Regions from separate parts of the Homo sapiens genome. Here all the other regions are linked to region 1. Evidence: chromatin contacts called from ENCODE Hi-C data. All regions are on one chromosome and are shown on one strand. Each heading gives the region's core, a stretch centred on a gene start or an enhancer-like site at or near the end of the contact. The rest is flanking DNA. Distances are from core to core; before and after follow the strand shown. Region 1 overlaps CDH13 (cadherin 13). Region 2 holds the start of MBTPS1 (membrane bound transcription factor peptidase, site 1). Region 3 overlaps COTL1 (coactosin like F-actin binding protein 1).

Region 1 (2,700 bases), core at 1-2,500:
GCATCAGAAAAGCCATTCATCTGGTTTGAAGATAGACAGGTGGTTGCTGTCACTGCACCAGCAGCTTTTGAAGTTTGCTCAGTGATATGATTACAGCCCATACTTAAGCTTCTGCTCCAGGAAGTGAGATTGACCTTTGATCCTACTCCTCATTTAAAAATTACAGATCTTGGAAAATGAACCAATCTAGAAAGATATTGGAAGCTGCTGCTGCTGCTGCTGCTGCTGCTGCTGAGGTTGGCTGTCAAACCAACTTAACTGGCCTGCATTACCTAGAATTGTTTTTTTTTTTTTTTTTCTGGTTAAAACCAATGACCTTTAAAGCCTTTTTATTTTTCCTCTGACAATCTCTAGTGGACCTATGGTCTTTTGTGAGTTCTGATGGGAATCCCAGAATCTTTCTGTAACTGTGGGTTCCAATGAGAGAGGCACATTTAACAAAGACCAGAAGAAAATCAAAACTGTTGCTCAAACTGACAGTGTATGTTCTTCATCCCACTCCTTCATTAGCTCATTCATTCATTGATTCGTTCATTCATGTGCTGGCTCTTTGTAGAAGTTGGGGGTAAACAGGCGACCAAAAGGTAGTCCGTGACCCCAGGATGTTGTAATTCAGAAGGGTAAACAGACAAGGCAGTCAACATTGTCCATTCAGTGTGAATGAGCTTGGGAGTACAACCACTTTGGAAACCCATTTTGTTAATTTACCTTTGATAGATACTTATTGAACGGTTTTTCCAAGTGTCTGTGAAGAAGACATGGTGGTGGTAGGGGGTGGGTGGATGGTTTCTGAGGACCTGATAATGTTTCTCCTTGATTTTAGTGCCAGTTACGTGGCAACTCATGGAAAACATTGAGCTGAATACTTGGGCTTTTGCACCTTTTTGTAGTGCCTTAGTGTATTTTACACAAAAAAATAAATAAAAGTATGCTCAGCCTCAGGTGTGTTGGAAATACAGAGGAGAGACCAGCCCAACTTTGGAGGAGAACAGAGAGAGGGACCCAGGAAGGCCTTCTGGGGAATATATTTGACTTGGGCCCTGAAGGAGCAACAGAAATTAGGCACTGAGTAAAATGGGACTGGATGTACCTGCACAAAGCCAGCAGCAGAAGAAAAGACATGGAGTGGAGGGAGCTGGCAGTTCATGCTTGGGGGAAGCTGAGAGTTGCTTGTGGGGCTGGAGGCCAAGGTGCAGGGCTGCAGGGGTAGGAGGGAGCAGCCAGGGAGGGGGTGGATTGGTTAAGAAACACGATGTGCATGTCATGTTGAGAAACTTGGATTTCACCCTGGAGGCGCAGGAACTAGGGGGGATTTTTCAGCAGCAGTGACAGACGCTCTTAAATCTGGGTTTTCCAATGATCAGCATGCTTGTGCCTGCACCGGGGCGCAGGATGGGAGACAGATGCCTTTTGCAGTAGTTCCGGAGAAGAAGACTGAAGACCACATTCAAGGCCCTGAGAGAGAAGAGAAGGGGACAGATACCACAGAGATCATGAGATATAGCACAACAGATAAGACTTGCTAATTAACTGTACGGGGTTACAGGGAGGGACAGGGAGAAATCAGGTTTCTTCCAGCCCAGCTTCTGGTTGGAATCACTCAGGCAGAGACACATGGGCCTGAGAGAGGATTCCCCTTATGACATAAAGCCGCAAAAATTCTCATTAGTCATTGCAAAAACATCTATTTCCGGCCTACACTGCACCAGCCAGTGGGGGAGGTCCTGAGAGATAGAGAAAGGATGAATTCTTGCCCTTAGAGAGTCACCTAGAGATTCTGGGGAGACAGCAGGTCCGAGTCTCTCTGCCTGAAACCTCTGGACAGTGTCTTTGGCTGACACTTACATGGTGGTCTTGGTTTCTTATTCAAGGTCGGTTTCCCAACTCTCATAGCATCAGCTTTAGGGCATCCCCAAATCTCTTGCAGAAGAGATGGTTCTTTCCCCTTGAGTTGTTTTGAGCCAAGCATATAACATTGTGTGAATGTTTGAAAACTTCTCTTGGTTCTCAGAATGCAATTCTGACAGTGCTGAAGGCTGCCAATTAAATGAAGATTTAGATAAAGGCTGTGTGGGAGGTGGAATGCAATATTCTTAAACCTAATAATGGCTTCCTTCTGTCTTTTTGAAGCTCTCAAATAATCCTGATTGACTGACTCTCTGCTTTGGGCATTCCCATTTTCTGGACAATTTAATACCATTTAAAATGTTTGACAACTTTTATTTGGGGGCAGACATCCTTAGGGGATGGGGCCGTGGGCAAAGATACAAATGCTGTACCATCAAAGGAACCATGGATTTAAATAAGGATTTTTTTTTTTTTCATATTCAGAAGAGGTGGGTACAGAAAGGATGAGGGCAGCTTCTCAGGTTATAGTATTAACCACGTGAAGCAGCTAACAAAGGTATGTGCCTGGCCTTGTGCTAAAGGCTTTCCTCGTATCAGTTCTTTCATCCCTCCCAACACTACTGAGGTAGATGGAGTGACTAGATCCATTATACAGGCAAAGTAGCTGAGGCCCACAGCCATAGCAAATAAACTGTGGAGCTGGTGGTCCCAGATTTCATGCTTTTAGTCATTCTCTTGGCTCTGGGGTACAGGTAAGCTTCCAGAACTGGAGGATGGAGTCCAAAAGAAACTCAAGATAATTTCCCTGCCTTTCCCATTGTATCAGGGGATTCATCTGTTCATACATTCATT
Region 2 (2,700 bases), core at 62-2,561, 1.5 Mb after region 1:
GCCGCATATCATATGTTTCCATCTGAATATACGAAATAGTCATTAAAGGCAAATCTAGAAAGACAAAGTAGATGAAAGGTTGCCTGTGGCGGGGCCTGGAAATGGGCATTGACTACAACTGGGCATCAGAGGTCTTGGGGTAACGGAAATGTTCTAAAAGTGGATTTGGTAGTGGCTGTGCTGCTGTAAATTTACTAAAAACCACTGAATAGTACACTTAAAACAGGTGGATTTTATGGTATGTAAATTCTACTTCAATGAAGCTCTTACATTAAAAAATAAGTATAAATAATAAAAGCGGATTCTCCAGATTGAAAAAAAAAAAAATGAGAGGAATTACTTCTCTTCTGCAAGCCCTCCTTTTCGTAGACATACAATTGGAGACCTTGACGTTAGGAGGGCTTACCTACACAGTTCAGACTAAAGGATGAGTCTCCAGAATTCAACGCAGGTCGTATTCCACTCCACGTAATTTCGAAGTGTCAATCAGAATCTAATAACTTAATTTGTGTAGACAAATAGGCCAAGATTCTCAGGGGCTCAACCCAATATGAAAGGTAAACATCTTAATAAAAATACTGACGATCCACAACGGTCTTAGGTAGCGCAACCATGCCAAGGCGAGGCAAGATTTTTAAGAAGCTACAGGTTTAAAAGGCAATCTGGTTCTGAGAGTTCGCCGAACAGAATCCCCGCATTTCCAAAAACCAGCAGCGCAATATGCACAGACCGAGATAAGGCAAAGAATCGACGTCTTTTAAACCTGACGCCAGCACTGCCCCGGAAGCGCACCTAGAATTGAGTCTGTCTGGAGGCTCCGGGCCAGAGCAGGGCGTATTGTTTCACTCGGTGAATGCTCATTTCACGTAAAGAAAACCAGGCAACGGAACAAGCTGCCGGAGCGCGCAGACCCCCGCAGGGCCGCGGTACAGGCACGCTGTGTCCAAACAAGCGCCGGAGGCCCCGCGCCCACCTCCCCCGACCCGGCCCGGCCCCCGCAGCCCTCGCCTCGGGGCCTCGGACGCAACCGGCACACCTGAGCGAGCGGGCCGCCGCCGCTAGGCGGAGCGGGTCGGGGAGGCCGCGCGCGGGCGGCTGACGTACCTGCGCCGCCGGGAGCTCAGGGCCGGCGGGCCCGGGATAACGGCGCCTCCGCGGCGAACACGCCTGGGCACTCCATTCGGGGCTGTTTACTCCCAACTCTCGCGAGACTGGGCGACCGGGCCAGCGAGGCCCACAGCTGGGAGCCTCAGCTCCGCCGACCCAGCGTGCCCTGTCTGTCCCGCGCTCCCGGGGCTTGCGTGCGCGCTCTGGACGCCGTGGGCAGCGGGACCACGCCGGGAGGATGGACGAAGGTCTCGCGACATTTGCGGCGGCGGGGGCCGGTGGCAGGGTGGAAGCGGAGGGGCGTGGCCAGCGAGCTGCCAGGCGGCGAGAACGCGCTGGGGGAACCCTTGGTCCGCTCTGCGCGTCGCTCTAGGATCCCCGAAAAGGAGCACGGGCGCGAAAGCGGCCAGGCTGGGCCAGGATCTAGAAAGACTGCCTGGCGCAGGCTCCCTGCCCCCGCGGGCCTGCTGTCATGGACTCGTGGAGAGCTCGCTTCCCGCGCGGACCCTTCCTGCAGGGGTCCACGTCCAGGCACCGGCGGCTCGGACACCCCACCCCCGGCCGGGCACCTGCCCTGGGTGCCCCTTAACCCGGGCGGTAGCTCGTTAAGATGGCGAAGTGTCCGGTCCGGAACACGCGAAACCCCAAATCCCGCCTGCCCGACCTCCTGACCCCCGGCCCCACGGGACGACAGACTGGGCCTCCCGACGCGCAGCGCGCTGCCGGGACACCGGTGCGTGCGAAACGGAGGACCTTTGTAACGCCACGTGTTTGCTCTTTTTGAAAAAACAAGAATAAATGTGTTAAACTGTCTGAAAAGCTTGCCGCCTAAAAGATGTCTGGGTGACTTAGATGCTAGGATCAGTTTGTTTTCAATGTAAATGGACCAGCCCGGACTCCGTACGGCACTAGCAGGGGACTGAAAGCGTCTTCAGGTACTGCTGGTGGGCGGTGATGCGCTACAGGCCGATCAGACAGTTTTGTGTCTTTTGGAACTTGACACTGCACCACGGTAATGCTGAACTGCACCAATATTACAGATCACAGCGCATCATCTTCCTTCAACATGATTTAACACAGTTGACTTAATATGGTGGATAAATGTAGAATCACAAATTACCATACCCCACCTCAGGCTTCTACTTCGTAATTTTGAGCAGGTTGTTTAACCTCTTTGTACCTCAGCTTCTTCATTACAAAAATAGGGGTACTAGCCAGGCGGGGTGGCTCGCGCCTGTAATCCCAGCACTTGGGGAGGCCGAGGCAGCCGGATCACTTGAGGTCAGAAGTTTCAGACCAGCCTGGTCAACATGGGTGAAACGCCGGCTCTACCAAAAATATAAAAACTTAGCTGAGTGTGGTAGCGCATGACTGTAATCCCAGCAACTCAGGAGGCTGAGGCAGAGAATCGCTTGAACCTGGGAGGCGGAGGTTGCAGTGAGCTGAGATCGTACCACTGCACTCCAGCTTGGGCGACAGAGCGAGACTCTGCCTTAAAAATAAATAAATAATTTTTTTAAAAAATAGGGGTACTAATATCTACCTTAAAGGATGAGGGTTAAATTAAGTACACACATAAGCCCTAGCGCAGTG
Region 3 (2,700 bases), core at 201-2,700, 1.9 Mb after region 1:
TACTTCTTAAAGGAAACTGATCGTCATCACCACTCACATTGGCACACCACTTTTCAGTTTACAAAACATGCTTCTATTTCATCTCATTTGGTCTTTGTAACAACGCTGGGAGGCAGATGAGGTAGAGACGTCATGGCCACTTTCATCATCAACATCCAAATCACCTTCATTGATAAGGGCTGGAGGCTCAGAGGCCACGTGATGTGGCCAGACTCTCAACACGAGGCCAGAGCCAAGGGCCTGGACACCTTGGGTGTGTGTGCTCAGCCCCCTTTCTCCAGGGAAATGCCCCACCAGGCCATGGCTATCTGGGGGTCAGTAGGTAACAACGCAGCAGGGATAGAAGGAAGGATGGTCTCAGGGACACTGCGCAGGTGAATCCACAGGGCCTGGTGACCAACTGGATGTGAGAAGGTGAGGACAGAGGAGTCCAGGGCACAGGAGACCCCGAGGGGTGAGGGCCCCACCTCCCATGCCCCGGGGACTGTGCCTGAATTCCCAAACATCAGCCTGGGCTGCCTCACCTGTAAAACACGTTCTTTTCTTTATTGAGATAAAAGTCACATAACAAAATTCACCATTTTAACCACTTTTTTTTTTTTTGAGAAGGGAGTCTCGCTCCGTCGCCCAGGCTGGAGTGCAGTGGCGCGATCTCGGCTCACTGCAAGCTCCGCCTCCCGGGTTCACACCATTCTCCTGCCTCAGCCCCCCGAGTAGCTGGGACTACAGGCGCCCGCCACCACGCCCGGCTAATTTTTTGTATTTTTAGTAGAGACGGGGTTTCACCGTGGTCTTGATCTCCTGACCTCGTGATCCGCCCACCTCGGCCTCCCAAAGTGCTGGGATTACAAGCGTGAGCCACCGCGCCCGGCCATTTTAACCACTTTAAAGCATCCAATTCAGTGGCTTTAAGGACACTCACAATGTTGTGCCATCATCGCTACTATCTAATTTCACCACTCCAACGAGAACTCCCGTCCTCAAGAACAGTCACTCCCCATTCTCCACCCCATTCCCCCAGGCCCTGGCAGCCACTCTTCCACTTTCTGTCTCTATGGATTGGCCTGTGCTGGACATTTCATTGAAATGGACTCATATGCTATGTGGCCTCTGCGGTCTGGCTTTCACTCAGCGTCACATCTCCAAGGATCATCCCTGCTGCCGCATGTGCGGGTCACCACTTCATTCCTTTTATGGCTGAACAGCACTCCATTGCATGGAGAGAGCACATTTTGCTTATCAGTGCATCAGTTGATAGACATTTGGGATCCTTCCAAAATGGGGTGATTTCACGCCTCCCTTATCAGTTGACCATGATGACTGAAAGTGAAAGCTACAAAACCCACCTAGCCCATCAGGGTGGAACCTCCAACCTAAAGCTCCTGACACAGGGCGGGGCTGCCAGGTGGCCACAGCGCACAGGAAACGAGACTGGTGCAAGAGATGGCAGTTCCTCACTTGTAAGGTGCAAAGTGCGCAGCCACAGGCGGCTGGTGCAGACTTGGAGTGTGGGGGAGCAGCGCTTTAGCTCGAGAGCATTTCTCAGCAGTCCCCGTGGTGTCTGGGAAGCCAGGGCTCTGTTTTGAGGAGTGTCGTCAGAGCATCAACACCAAAGTGCTTAATTAAATGGCAGCCTTGACCTGAGGGGGAGGAGGGGCTGAACATCCGCCTCCGACTGCATTTCACAAGCAAAAGAACACGGTGAGTGTGTTTCCATGGTAACCGCTCTCGGGTTCCCATTTCCACATTGGTCAGCCCGGACTTGGATCCAAACTACCCATCCCTGGCCCAAGCCTCCATGGAGGTAAGTTACCAGCCCTGCTTTGGGCCAACGCAGTTTTTGGGGACCTCAACCATGTGTTCAGCCCATGGCCAAGGCTTCGGGCTGAGCCAGCTCTCCCAGCCTCTCTCTCTTCTCAGTGTCGCCCCCTCCCACGGCTCTGGCTGGCTCCTCTGCGGAGCTCCATGGCTTTTCCAGCGTCTGCCCTCTCTGCTGGCTGCCAAGTGCCTCCACATGCCGGCCATGCTCTGCGCACCTCCAACCCTCCACATCCACCCTTCCCCTCTTTCAGACCTCCCCAGGTCTACCTTGGGCAACACCCTTTGCCCCCGGAGGGTCACAGATTCTTGTTGAAGAACCACAGGCATTGTCCCTGTGTCCCAAGTACCAGCCCAGGGCCTGGCACAAGATAGATGTACAATAAGTAAGTTACACCCACAACCCCAAGGACACTGGGAACCTTCCAGAACCACAGCCTGATGTCATTTAAATGATCGTGGGGGAGCGGGGTAAAGAGGGACGTGGTTTGCTAGGTGACTGCTGCGTGCTTATCCGACAATGGTTTGGTCAACAAGATTGCTGACAGGCCTGTTTTTGAAAATCCGAGTCACGTTATGCTTACAAATGTTTGCTGCTAGAGATCTGGCACGACAGTGACGGGTCAGCTGAGTCGGAGACGGAAAACCTGTTGGTCTGCGCACCGTTTTTGCAGCTGCCCGGCAGACTGGAGGCCTCTCCCCAACCCTGCTCACCCTGAAGGAGGTTCTCGGTCCCTTTTGACCTCACACTGGGCAGTGGAAGGGGAATCGCTAGTTCTTCATCCCTGGTTTAGTTACTTTCCCTCTTCTGAACAAATTGGGTCCACAAACCCCAGTGGCAGTCACAGCCCCACATCAGCAGTGGGGAGCCCTAGGCTCCCT

Evidence for each region. Hi-C counts contacts between places; a loop is a spot of excess contacts on that map. Pooled maps may share reads with other maps.
Region 2: a loop to region 1 is called in a pooled map, with 7 times the contacts of the local background. The contact joins the promoter of MBTPS1 here to the enhancer-like site in region 1. A Hi-C loop is called at or near these places in 2 of 37 single-sample maps with no recorded cell type and 6 of 50 pooled maps.
Region 3: a loop to region 1 is called in a pooled map, with 8 times the contacts of the local background. The contact joins two enhancer-like sites. A Hi-C loop is called at or near these places in 2 of 37 single-sample maps with no recorded cell type and 6 of 50 pooled maps.

The regions. Positions count from the first base shown.
Region 1 is chr16:82,652,426-82,655,125 of GRCh38, forward strand. The region is part of intron 1 of CDH13 (cadherin 13); the gene reads left to right. Among named protein-coding and RNA genes, the nearest start is that of CDH13, 27 kb to the left of the region's middle. RefSeq lists enhancers at 1,055-2,254, 1,175-1,674, 1,496-1,705, 1,756-1,805, 2,046-2,095. Within about 2 kb of position 1,251, at least 13 of the 41 ENCODE cell types and tissues checked have a DNase peak (open chromatin) inside an H3K27ac peak, as active enhancers do.
Region 2 is chr16:84,115,631-84,118,330 of GRCh38, forward strand. MBTPS1 (membrane bound transcription factor peptidase, site 1) reads right to left here and starts at 1,312. Exons shown (of 23, transcript NM_003791.4): 1 at 1,105-1,312. MBTPS1-DT (MBTPS1 divergent transcript) reads left to right here and starts at 1,413. Exons shown (of 1, transcript NR_186375.1): 1 at 1,413-2,700. RefSeq lists silencers at 803-1,232, 1,633-1,732 and an enhancer at 1,883-2,042.
Region 3 is chr16:84,592,926-84,595,625 of GRCh38, forward strand. The region is part of intron 2 of COTL1 (coactosin like F-actin binding protein 1); the gene reads right to left. Among named protein-coding and RNA genes, the nearest start is that of COTL1, 24 kb to the right of the region's middle. RefSeq lists an enhancer at 967-1,266. Within about 2 kb of position 1,451, at least 18 of the 41 ENCODE cell types and tissues checked have a DNase peak (open chromatin) inside an H3K27ac peak, as active enhancers do.